2 separate regions of the Homo sapiens genome follow, and region 2 is linked to region 1. The links are chromatin contacts, found by Hi-C in ENCODE. All regions are on one chromosome and are shown on one strand. Each heading gives the region's core, a stretch centred on a gene start or an enhancer-like site at or near the end of the contact. The rest is flanking DNA. Distances are from core to core; before and after follow the strand shown. Region 1 holds the start of PYROXD1 (pyridine nucleotide-disulphide oxidoreductase domain 1). Region 2 has its middle 270 kb from the start of LINC02398.

Evidence for each region. A loop is a pair of places that touch in the nucleus more often than their neighbours do. Pooled maps may share reads with other maps.
Region 2: a loop to region 1 is called in a pooled map, with 2.4 times the contacts of the local background. The contact joins the enhancer-like site here to the promoter of PYROXD1 in region 1. A Hi-C loop is called at or near these places in 4 of 50 pooled maps.

The regions. Positions count from the first base shown.
Region 1 is chr12:21,434,677-21,441,403 of GRCh38, forward strand. PYROXD1 (pyridine nucleotide-disulphide oxidoreductase domain 1) reads left to right here and starts at 2,979. Exons shown (of 12, transcript NM_024854.5): 1 at 2,979-3,138; 2 at 5,692-5,772. The coding sequence starts at 3,055. RefSeq lists enhancers at 2,808-2,887, 2,938-3,127.
Region 2 is chr12:19,736,742-19,743,468 of GRCh38, forward strand. No RefSeq gene overlaps it. Among named protein-coding and RNA genes, the nearest start is that of LINC02398, 270 kb to the right of the region's middle. Within about 2 kb of position 4,155, at least 2 of the 41 ENCODE cell types and tissues checked have a DNase peak (open chromatin) inside an H3K27ac peak, as active enhancers do.

The sequences.
Region 1 (6,727 bases), core at 1,729-4,228:
ACATAGTCTATTCAACAGGGCACAGGCAGGCAACTTAACCATTAATCCTACTAAGAGGCACGCACTATGCTAGGAAGTTTAAATATGTTGCCTCACACATGCATCAAAACAACTCTACAAAGTAGATCTTATACCCGTCTTGCCAATGAGGAAACTAGGGTTCAGATGAGGTAAATAACTCACTGAATGGTCACACAACAAAGAAATGCTGGTGCCACATTTGAACCTAGGTCATCTGACTCAAAAGCTATTAATCACCAACTATGAAATGTCATTATTCATTCCCAATTTTTGCAGTTGAAAATTAACCTCAATACTCCTATTCTAGGCATTTCTGATATCAACTTGAAGAAGAATGGAAGACTAGATTTTGATGGTAGTTTGAAAGTTGGGGATGGCCTTCAAGAGATTAGGTGGGTATGGGAATCAGATGTAACAACATTATGGAGAGAAATAGAAGAAGATAGCTTTATCTCCTTCAGTTTTTCCACATGAATCTTGAACTCCCCAACCACTTTTCTTTCTTTCTTCCCTTTTACCATCTCCTGTATTTCCCATGCTCATTCCTGCTGCTAAGCCTTTGGTTCTTGGGATATTTCCCACATGACTTGCCACATCTTCTTCTGAACCTATCCAAATGCTATGGGCCTTTGAGATTCAATATAAATTCCACTTCTTCTCTGAACCTTTCTTTGCCAAGTCCTGCTTTTCTTTTCCACCCATAAACATACACCATAATATTTAGCAATACACTGGTATTTCTTTGACTCCTCAGAAACAGTCACCAGGTCACTCCTAAGCTTGCTGACCAGAGCTAAAGGGGAGCTGAAGTTCTGTCTTTTCTGCTTCTCTGCTGCTTCCTGGCATTGGGCCTCCCTTATTTCTAGGTGCCCAGTTTTCTTTGCAGTTGCCCTTTCTCCTAACCTGTACCTATTGCTGCCCTCCCTGTGGATAACATGTTTCAAGTTACCTACATCTTACTTTTAACCCACTTTACATCCAGTATATGTATCTAATTTAATCAACATTAAGGTGAGATGCACTGAAAGTTCTTTAACCCTTAGACATTTCTAAAAGTTGGATATTCATGCCAGTGTGGCAGGCAGCTAGGTCTTATCCCTACATCACCTTTGACAAAAAAGCCAGCCTTCACAAGGGGAAGAAAAAAGGAGAGTGTGGAGTCATTACCCCTTTACATTTGAGGAGCCTCCTACTACTTTGCTTCCCCTCCCACAGACGATGATCTCCTTCCGTTTCCCCTGGGAGCTTAAATTCCACTCCATTCTTCCTTCCGACTTCCATAAAGAGGAAACCCCTGTCACAATATACAAGAGGATCCTGACCCTGGACAATGAATCTAAAAATCTTTAGAAGGACTTCAGGGGAGTTTCATGCTCCACCAACTTCCTATTTCGTTGAGCACATTTTTGTTGAATACATACTCCCTACTAAACATTGGAGATACAAAGGGAGACAAAAATAATCCCTGAGATTATGTAAGCAGTTTATGGTGGTGGTGGGGTCAGGCAGTAAGAATTTACAATAAAGTGGGATAAGTCTAAATTTAGAGGATGACAAAGTGCTATAAGAACACACGGAGAGGACACCTAGCTGTCTTGAGGATGTTAGATAAAGTATCTTAAAGGGGAAGCAATGGCTTGATGAAACCAAAGGTTGATGAGTTAGCCAGGGAAAAGTAGTTGGGAAAAAGATATGTGCAAATGCTCAGAAAGAAAATGGCATATCCTGGGATCTGGAAGTGTAGTGTGGCCTGAATGGAACACAGTGTGAGTGAGATAATGTGAAAATAAGCTGAAGCAAGATGAGATCTAAATGGGCTTAAGGAATGTATTTCCTCCTCCTAGAAATGAATGCTTTGTTTGGTTGCTATACTAGTAACAGGAATTAGACACGTTTATTAAACCGCTTACCATTTAACTTGGTAAATCAAAGAACAATGATTTTTACAGGTATCAGTAAATGCCTGTAATTAGATACGTGGTAGGCTTTCCTGTTAATATATAATGGTTATTCTCAGTGTTTAAAGAATTAAAGGGACTCGGGTAATTACCAGTTTTAGAGTGAACCATTTGAGAGATAATACCTTACCATTACAAAACAACTCCTAGGGAAAGTTATATGAGACAGCAAAGGTAATAGTAAATAGTAAAATAATATGAATAGTGAATAATATAGTAAAAACAGTTAAAAATGATTTAGCAATTTCTTAAAAACAATTGACCACGAAAAAAATTCACAGTAAAACCGAGACTGGGAATATTTCATTCAACCCTCACACATGCTGCTATTGACTGGAAATTTAAGAAATGTTCATTTGTTTTGACAAAATGGAAAGCAACTGTACATTCTTCCTGGAAACTTTAGCTGAGGTCAAAGTTGTAAATGAAAAGGATGATTTTTTAGAGAACAATTCAGTAGTATTGTTTTGCCTTGTCATGAAGAATTTTTGTGCTTCCACAAACAAAAATCTTGGATTGTTAGGTGAACGGTGGCAATCAAGTGGTTTTCAGAAGACTCAAGTTTCTTCATCTACAAAAATGACAGGAGTGGGGTCAGGATGTTCCCGAAGGCTCCTTCTACTCATAAGAGCATAAAATCTGTGCCTCTAATTTCTCGCAGAAACAAATAATGAGAACTTCACACCAATTCATTTATTATATGAATGTTTTGTCCCGTGAGAACACTGGTCTATCTTTAGATATGTAATTTATCAAACTTCTTTGGGCAACCCATCTTCTTTACTTTTTTATTTTTAATTTTTTGGTTTTCTCTTTGTCAAATTTTCATGGAATAACTACATTCAGGTGTAGTAATAGTAACGCAAAGCTCTGAACACCACGAGACAATTCGTTGCTTCCGAAACGCAGCCGGCAGCAGGTACTCGAGATGAGTAGTGTGAGCTCCCGAGCACCCGTAGGTCGGATTATCTGGTAAGGCACCGGAAGTGACCGCCTCGCGGCTGCTTCCTCTCCTGGAGTCCAGAGTCCCGTTGCTCCGCCGCGATATTCAGTAAACCACTGGGAGTCCGGCAGCATGGAGGCAGCGCGCCCTCCCCCGACGGCAGGGAAGTTCGTGGTGGTCGGCGGCGGCATCGCGGGCGTCACTTGTGCGGAGCAGGTAGGGCGGTGCTCAGGCGGTTCCGCCTCTTTCCCCGACCCCAAAGGGGATAGCACTGGAGGCCTTCCTCCCACCCCCTCCCTTTTTCTTCTTCCGGGTTCCTTTTTTGCTGCGCCCTTTTCCGCACTTATTGCTCCCAGATTTTAGAAACTGCTTGGTGGTCCTCAGATGACCTCACTAGCTTTCTCTTAGGCGCAGGGAGGAGTGGGAGGCAAATTATAGCCGAGAAACCAAAGCTGGCTGATCCGTGCTCAGATCCTTGTAATGTCAGAGCAGACATGAGGACTTTGTATTTAGACAAAAAATTCAGCCCCCTTTCTTTTTATTTTTTTTTCTTTTTCTTTGAGACGGAGTCTCACTCTGTCGCCCAGACTGGAGGGCAGTGGTGCGATCTTGGCTTAATGCAAGCTTTGCCTCCCGGGTTCAAGCGATTCTTCTGTTGCGTCAGCCTGTAGCTGGGATTACAGGCGCCAGCCACCACGCCCCGCTAATGTTTGTATTTTTAGTAGAGACGGGCTTTCACCATGTTGGCCAGGCTGGTCTCGAACTCCTGGGCTCAAGCAGTCTGCCCGCTTCCGCCTACCGAAGTGCTGGCATTACAGGCCTGAGCCACAGCACCCGGCCCTCAGCCCCCTTTGTTAATTATCGTAGGTGATTGAGTTTAGTTTCCAGATAGTTGCCAAGTCTTTAGTGCATCTTAACTAATTAATAAAGAATCCCATATGTAAGTTTTCTATACTTCGAACTCCCAAGATAGAAGAAACTTTATTTCTAGTAAAGTTTTGTAAAATAATCAGCGAAGGATTAAATGCATGTAGGGCTTGCTTTCTTGATTATACTGAATAGCCAGACCATATATATTCAGATACATGTGTGTATTCCAAAAAGTTCTACATTATTTTGTTGATATAAAGTAAACATGAGCAATCACTGAAGTCATAAGAAATAGTGGAAGAAACTCAAGTGTTTCCATCGTTGGATGCGTATTTTCCGTTTATTCACTAAGTAAACATATATGATGCAGGCACCGTATTAAGGGCTGAGTGTTCAACTATGAACAGCATGGTATATACCATGCTGGGGACTCACAGCCTGCTGGAAGAGACAATATTACAATATTGTATGTCTATGCAAGAGATATCAACGGTTATCTTAGAGGTGCCTGTGGAGTATGTAGGGAGTGAATTAGGGAAGAGGAAATTTTTTTAATCAAAGAAGGTATTTTTAAAATCTCATTATGAAAGAATGAGTGAAAGTTTACCAAGTATTCAAGAAAAGAATGTCATCTCCAGTGGAAAAGCATGGATCATCAGGGAGCAGTAAAGCTTAAAGCATAGATCATAAGGAGTCTTAGCATGCTGAGAACTTAACAAGAATTTACAAGTAGTCAAATGTTTTTGAGCAGTGGAGTAACTTGATCATATGAAAAGGCTTGAAAGATGATTAGTTACAATGTATTTGTGGCAGAGGCAGCTGGTTTATACGTGAAACTGGAGAGCCAATTCGAAGGTGATTTCAGTAGTATAAAGAAGTTTTGAGGACCTCATCTAGCAATGGAAACAGCAGAGATATAAATTACAGAATATACAGAGGAAAGAAAGATGGAGAGAGTAATGATATTGTCAAATATAGAAAGTTCAAATAAAATGAGACTGAGAAGAATCGCATGGGTGTTGGGCACGATAGCTCACACTTGTAATCTTAGAACTTTGGGAGGCCAAGGTGGGAGGATTGCATGAGTCCAGGAGTTTGAAGCCAGACTGGGCAACATGGCAAGATCCCATCTCCATTAAAAAAAAAATAAATAATCCCTTGGATTTTAAGGATTCATAGATCCCTCAAACATGCTGTTTTAGTGATGGAGTAGGAATAGAAGCCAGATTATTGAGGGTGGTGGTGTCGAGGAACCAGACTTTGAGATAAGAAAATGCTTTCAGGTACAGAGTGAAGAAGACCGAGGTTGTAGCTAAAGGAAAATAATGAAACATTAACAAGTTATACCTCTAAATTTTGTGGAAGCAATTATTAAAATGGCTTTATCGTCCCACAATATGTACTGACTGGAAGAGGCAGAATAGGAGTGCCAGAGCACCTGGGGAAAGTTAGACCAATATTCTAAGTGTTTAATATTGAGGGTTTGCTTTAATTTCATCCCATTGAAGACAAATGAAATATTATTTTAAGATAAATAGAAGTTGGTTTAACTGGTAATTAGGAAGATAGTTTATTCTCATCCTCTGCATTATAACTCTAAATTGGTATAAAAAATAGTTGAAGTAAATAAAGGATATTTCTTTATATCACTTTTCTTGTTCAGGAGTTCTTTGTTAGTGTTTACTGTAAATATTATTTTCTCAGTATCAGAGTTTAATATTATTCACCATTGCCCCATCAAGACCAAGGATAATGGAGACCTTTAGATGAGGAACAGTGGGTTTTTAATTTTCTAGATTAATTACATTATTAAAATTGCATTATTCTCAACCCCAAACCATATATACCAGTACTTAAAGTAATTTGTCCTAATTTTTTTTCTCTCTTTTTAAAAATAAGTTGGCTACTCACTTTCCATCGGAAGATATTCTCTTGGTAACAGCTTCTCCTGTTATTAAAGCAGTTACAAATTTCAAGCAGGTAAGAACCTTTGTATAACTTGTTAATATTAATTTGAAAAAATTGCAATAACTTGCATAGCAGTTAGGGTAATTGTGTATTTTTTTCTTTCTTAAAAATTGACAAGTACAGTTATATGCTGTACAACATGATGTTTTGATACATGTATACATTGTGGAATGGCTAAGTCAAGCTATTTAAAATCTTTCCAATTTGGATGCCTTTTATTTCTTTCTGTCACCTAATTTAATTGCTCTAGCTAGGACTTTAGTACTGTGTTGAATAGAAGTTGTGAGAGTGGGCATCCTTGTGTTGTTCTTGATCTTGGAAAAGCTTTCAGCTTTTCTCCATTCAATATATTATTAGCTATAGGCTTGTATATGACCATTTTTTTGTTGTGGTACTTTCCTTCCATACCTAATTGTTGGGTTTTTATTATGAAAAGACGTTTAATTTTGTTGAATATTTTTTCTATATCTGTAGAGATGGTCATGATTTTTGTCCTTTGTTCTGTTAATGTGGTATATCACATTTACCGATTTGCATATTTTAAGCCATCTTTGCATCCCTGAATAAATCCCACTTGATTATGGTGAATTGATTGCTTTTTTTTGAGATGGAGTCTCACCCTGTTGCCCAGACTGGAGTGCAGTGGCACGATCTTGGCTCACTGCAAGCTCCGCCTCCTGGGTTCACGCCATTCTCCTGCCTCAGCCTCCCAAGTAGCTAGGACTACAGGCGCCCGCAACCATGCCCAGCTAATTTTTTGTATTTTTTAGTAGAGACGGGGTTTCACCATATTGGCCAGGCTGGTCTGGAACTCCTGACCTCGTGATCCATCCACCTCGGCCTCCCAAATTGCTGGGATTACAGGTGTGAGCCACCGCGCCCAGCCTGGAAAGTTTTCTGTTGTTATTTCTTTAAATACATGTTCTACTCCTTTGTCTTTCTTGTCTCCTTCTATAACGCCTATAAT
Region 2 (6,727 bases), core at 2,905-5,404, 1.7 Mb before region 1:
GAAATTCCATTATATTGAGAGACAAAAATTTATTTTCATTTTATCAATTCAGTGTAAGTAGATGTTTATGTTTTTTGTCTGTAACTAAGATAAACAACCTTATGAATAATTCTGTGTTCATCCTAGAAATGTGATTGCTGAGTGAAATGGTATGAATATTTGTATATCTTTAAGAATATATATCTATATCTATGTCTAGTTCTATTTCCACATCTCTATCTAAATGTTGGATCACTCTATTTTCCTACCAGCTGCTTATGTGAGTAGTCTGTTCCCTCATGCTCTCAATAATTAAATTATCAACAATGCTAGACTGGTGAATTATCTATAGTACTTCATTGTTGTTTAAATTTTTCTTTGACTACTAATTTATTGGCCATATATATTTTTATTTTTACCATTTACAGGTGAGTCATCCTGTTCTCTTTCACATTGTTTCAATCTGGAACAATATGAAGAGTGACATGTTTTATATGAACTAATTTCCTCCAAGTTATCTATTGTCATTGACTTGTAAACTCACTGGTTTCCTGCATTCTTGTGGATGTGATTTTGGAGCCCTATTATTAGGACTTTTGCAGTATTGGTGGAGTCACACAAAATGACCTAAAGATACTCTCAGAGATCAGAAGGAGCATGTGAGTTTCAGGCAACTGCATTCACACTTCCTGGGACACATAAATGGAAAAGGTACAAAGATACAGCACCAATACTAACTGAAACGGCCCTTTTATCATGAAACAGCTTTAATTCAATATACAGGCCATGAGTGATATATAGGGTGGCTTACTCATTAGTCATTCACATTCATACACAGAGGAAATAACAGAATTGATACCAACTTTGAACGAAAGAATAGTAAAGCATATGTTATTTTCCATATAGATCTTGTCTTCGCCTATGCCTAAATTCACAGTATACTAGTTACTTGCTTTAATATTATTATTATTTTTTGAGACAGAGTTTCACTCTTTTGCCCAGGGTGGAGTGCAGTGGTGCGATCTCGGCTCACTGTATCCTCTGCCTCCCGGGTTTAAGCAATTCTCTGCCTCAGCCTCCCGAGTAGCTGGGATTATAGGTGCCCACCACCACAACTGGCTAATTTTTGTTTGTATTTTTAGTAGAGACAGGTTTCACCATCTTGGCCAGGCTGATCTTGAACTCCCGACCTCATGATCCACCCACCTCGGCCTCCCAAAGTGTTGGGATTACAGGCGTGAGCCACTACACTTTAATATTTTAATAACTGTCTTTTCCATACAACTTCACAGCATATCATTGTGAGAAAATAAAACATCCTTAAAACCAAGAATAAATGAATTGTTAGGAGACTATTTTTATAAATAAGACAGAAAATTAATAGGAATGCCAAGGATCCTTAAAAGCTATGCTTGTCTGTCTCTTGGGTTCTTGGTAATATTGAACTTTATCTCTTTAGAATAATTTTTTTTTCTAGTTAAATGCTTTTTACATAGAAAGTTTCAAGTAGTTTTTTTGAATGAAAAATATTCCAGTTGTTTCACACTCCTCCTTAGATGTCTTTTCAGCATTGCCCTATACAGTTATCCAACATTTCAGGCAATGGAGTAAATTTTCCTGAGATTACCTCAGACTTACTTGAATTAGTAATCTGATTGAATTTTATTTGTTTTATGTGAAACATTCCCTGAGCATCTCCATTGCTATAGGGGATCCTGTTGGAAGAGAATCTTCTCTGAAGGGGATTTTGCGGGTAAGAAAGGGTTAAAAAGACCGGCGCGGCGGCTCACGCCTGTAATCCCAGCACTTTGGGAGGCCGAGGCGGGCGGATCAGGAGGTCAGGAGATTGAGACCATCCTGGCTAACACGGTGAAACCCTGTCTCTACTAAAAATACAAAAAATTAGCCGGGCGTGGTGGTGGGCGCCTGTAGTCCCAGCTACTGGGGAGGCTGAGGCAGGAGAATGGCGTCAACCCGGGAGGCGGAGCTTGCAGTGAGCCGAGATCCCACCACTGCACTCCAGCCTGGGCGACAGGGCGAGGCTCCGTCTCAAAAAAAAAAAAAAAAAAAAAAAAAGAATAATAGTGCTCCTGGTAGCCCAGAAGTTAATACCACACTATCCCACAGAGGAGAGTCAGTTAGTGTTTCATTGTGGCCTTCATCTACCTATTGATGCCAGTGTGGAGGCATGAAGTTATGCTTAAATCTGATATATGATTTTCCAAGTTAACTGTGTGTTCTTTCTTTCTTAATTAAACCCCGTCTATAGAGTTACCATTCAGGTTTCTGCTATTAAACTGAGGGATCTTTTGATGATTGACACCATTTCCTGCTGTACAAACACTCCAAATATTCTAGTTTTCTCAGAAGCTTTTAAAGAAAGACACTATCTACTTACCTTTGGACCCAATAGATTTGTAGCTTTTCGATATGGTAAATATTGTAGGATATATTTAAATTAAGTACTTATTTAGTTTGTGGAGTAATATTTTGCTATACTCATATGCTTTGTGTATTTTGGACACTTGGAAAAATGATTATTGTATTTAAGCTCCACACATCAAGTTATTGAAAAGCTCAGGGTTTTCATCAAAGCAGAATGTAGGTAAGTTTCATAAGTATTTTACTGTATAAAGTTTTAAAGACACAATTAGACAATTTAGGCCAGCAGATGGCACTCTTACCTTTGTCCTCATTTGAAGAGATGTTTGAGGTTGTGGCAACTTCTCTCATAACTAGATCTCAGAAACTGTTGAAAATTGCATTTTCCTATTTTTATTTAAACACAGTTTTATAAAAAAGCAATAAAGTTATTTTTACGTTGATAGAGAAAAGTGGATGAATGGACAAAACCATTTCTATAGATAGTCTGTTCAATTATTTGTTAGCACGTGAAATAGTTAAGATCCATATGGATGAAAAATGCTCTTACTGCAAATGCGTTCTATATTGTATAAGTGTCTTTTCTTTCTTATTTATGAACTCAGAATCTTAATCTGATAAATCCAGCTGGATGAACAATAGAATGAGAACAATGCTCCTCTTGTCTTTTGTTTCTTGGATTTCATATAATAGCTTGAAATCATAGGATCTTAGTGCTATAAAGAGCCTTGGAGATCATTTAGTTGAACATGCAAACTTTTAGGTGAGGAAACCAAGGCCCACAGAGGTGAAATGACTTGTCCAATTTGAAGGTAGAAATACTGCTTTTAGTTAAAAGCAGAAAACAGGACTCACTGTCTTCAGAGCAAAGCTGCACAAGAACCTTATGCTTTATAATTGCATTTTGCTCCGTTATTCTCTGACGGAATGGAAGGCAAGGGAGCTTTGGCCACTTGACTTATTGGTGGAGATCGATAAATTTGTCATGTTTCTTCTGCTTTTGCTTTTTTTCATAAAACTGCACACAGCAGCTAAGAATTCAGAAATGCCCCTCAGATATATCTAAATATCCAAATCAGGCAAAAAACATATGGTAGGAATCTTTTTTCGTGGTAATTACAAATTTAAAGAGGGATACACACATTTTTAATAAAGTTTAATTTAATAAAAAAGGGGCATACCAAGACTAGGGTAATCTACATGTTGCAGATATAAAATGTCCGAACTCTGAACTAGTTAACTGAGTAGTTAGTTCATTTGCAGTGGAGATATTTGTGGAACCAGGGAACATTCATAAGCAGTACGGGATTAGTAGGATAGGGTATCCAGTTGGTGTTCAAGAATATCAGTATACAAAAAGCATCTCATTTCTTTATTGTTATGAATCAAATTAAATATGGGTTATTCCATTTTCCTGGCTAGCAGGCTAGCAGGACATCCAAACTCAAGTTTTTTTTTCTTTTTCTTTTCTTTTTTTTTTTTTAAGGAGAACTTCCCTACTTCACGCAGAATGGGAAAAGACCCAAGGGGCTTAAATAAACCAGAAAAATTGGACCAGGGCCTCCATTCTCTGCCTTTGTTGATAGTCACTGAGATGTTTGTTGTTTAAGCTTGTGTGGTCCTTTTGGAGGCATTTCTCTTTTACCATTCACCGCCTTCGTGGGGCATTGACACAGAACCTTCACGCTGTGCAGGGTTCTAGACATTCACACAGAAGCTCTGCTACTTCTTAGGTGCTGTGAAGGTGCGTGTCCTCTACTCCCAACCTACCACCACTGCTCCAGAGTCCACCATCCCCAGCTTCCAGTCTCTGGATATCTAGCTCACTTCAGGGTCTAGTGGGGCAAAACGCTCCAGGCCCTTTGGGACTCTATTGCTTAATTTGCTCCAACGGGTCTGAAGCCAAAAATGGTTCCTCTTCTCCTGGGGAATTCAGAACACAAAAGGAAGTCTGACAGAAGAAAAAAAAATAATCTCTCTCTCTCTCTTTTTTTTTTTTGGACAGTGAGTTTTCAGCAAGAAGGATAGAACAAATTTTAATTTCTCAATAATGTGGCCTATTTCATAAGGCTACACTTTATTCTAGCCATACGTTTTTATGATGAGTGACAATACAGGAGGAGGTGAAAGGAAGATCCAAATTCACAGAAGCTGCTGCTTCTAAGTGTTGATACTAACCAGGTCCCTGAGCTCTTGCTGGGTAAAAAGTAGGTTACTTTTAAGTGGAACAACTGTTCAAAGTACAAAGACTGGAGTACGTGGGGGGAATAAAGAGCAGTGGTTTTTTCCCAGAGGAGCGGGCCTCTTCTACTAAGCAGCCAAAAATGTTTATTGCTGTTTAATGTTCTATTGCCAAACTTGATTTCTTTTCTTCTCAGAAACCTTTAACTTCCTATCAAATAGAATCCACACTTACTGCCTACTTTATGCCTTAGGGATCCTTGAGAATTTCCTAGGTTAATTTATGCTAAGTGCTATTAAGGCATCATCTAGACAAGTGAATGCCCTTCCCCCGCCTAACCATCTTTTTTTAGTTGTTTTTGATGTACCTCCTAGACTAGGACCTGAGATAAATGTAAACTCCTAGAAAATATCCCAGTGAGCGAAGCTTGTCAGGTCTATAAGGCAGAAGAAAAAGATTATTTCTGACATGACTGCCCATTTCTCCACATGGTGGTGTAACAGCGAAACTTGGAGTTGTTCTTCCTCTTCTAGCTCAGCCCTGATGGGTTCATACCCGCTTGTGACAACTGATTGGGTGAATCTCTCCCCAACAGCATGTTGGCAGGATGATGGTGTGGCTTGAAATCTGCCATGGTGGAATTATTTATAAAGAGGGGCAAAGACTACAAATAATAGCTGGTTGATAAACCAGCACACTACTACTAAAAAATCACATTTGAACCAGCTTTTTGAATAATTTATTAAAACAACAACAGCAACTGTAAGGACCTAAAGGCTTTTCATTTCAACTTTATGTGAAAAGAATACCTAGAGAGAGAGTTTGGGTGATTCATAATGGGAAGGCTATTCATTCCCCCTGCTTCAGCATATATTAATTATAATTTTAAAATTCCAACATCACTTTTGTTTAATAAAAATTAATTGCCTGTGTGCCAATGATAACATATCTTTAGAGCATGCCACAACTTTGCTCCCTTAAAAGAAAAATATAAGAAAATGAGCAAGAAAGTCTTTTGAGTTAATGTTTTAAGAAGTAGGTGGAGAGATAATGAAGAATACCATTTGAAAGCTATTGCAGGTGATATTTTTAGGAAGTTATTTGTACCTTAATGCTCATTGCTTCCCCCTAAGCTTTGCCAGCGATAACTCCTGTTAAACCTAAATTACTTTGACAATTATTACAGATTTTAAGGAATGTTGTGGTAAGCCTTAGGGAAGCAACTAGATTAAATGAAATAATATATTAGTGACTACAAAATGTATTGTTGAAGAAAAAGCCCCTTTCTTCCCCCAAAATCACCATGTCCATAAACAAGAACACCCTGAGTGTTATATCAGTATCAAGTTTGACTTTATTTTTATTAGAACCATGGCAATTGGCAAAGAAATTATTTTTTGTATAGTGCTGTCATATACATATTGCAAAGCAGGATTGTAAAACAACATATATTTATATATAAGTCAAGGATTCTGTTAAGCCTTCAGGAAGCTTAGGTATCAAGTAGTAGTTTGAAAAGCAAAAAATAAAAAAGGTATGAATGGTAGGAGGCTTTCTTTAAGATAAGGAGCCCTGAATCATTGCTGATTCTGTTGTCTCTGCAGTTGCTAATGTTCACGCTTCAAGGATTGTCAGCTACACCGCTGTAGAATCACCAAACAATGCCTCCAAATCCCTCAAGAAGTCAGCCATACAGCCTTCTAACTTTAGGAGCATCTCATGTTGACTTTGTCAAATATCTCAGGATCCATCACGAACCACAGATGAACTAGGGCCCCGAGCTTCAACATCAGAGAGGGAGATGTTTCCCTGCATTTGGTTCTCAAACACACACCTCTACAGACGTGGCTGAATCCCCTCTTCCATCCCTCTAGGGAAGAGATGGCCTGATACGGAGTCTGGCTAGAGTACTGAAAATTTATCATAATGTTTATACTTCATCGTCTTCTATTCTTGTGCCTTCTAGCCTTAAAATGTAACCATGATATATACAGAAGTTATCCCTCAATTTCTTGTATCTTATTTGGAGGGAAATTTTGGATGTTTGAGGGTAAGAGGCACATGAGGGACTGGATTTGAATCTCTGCATGTCAGATATTAAAGTTCATGGAATTAGGCACACATTGCTATAGTCAGTGTAACCCTCAAATCTGATCTTACTAAACCTACACAATATTTAAAAGA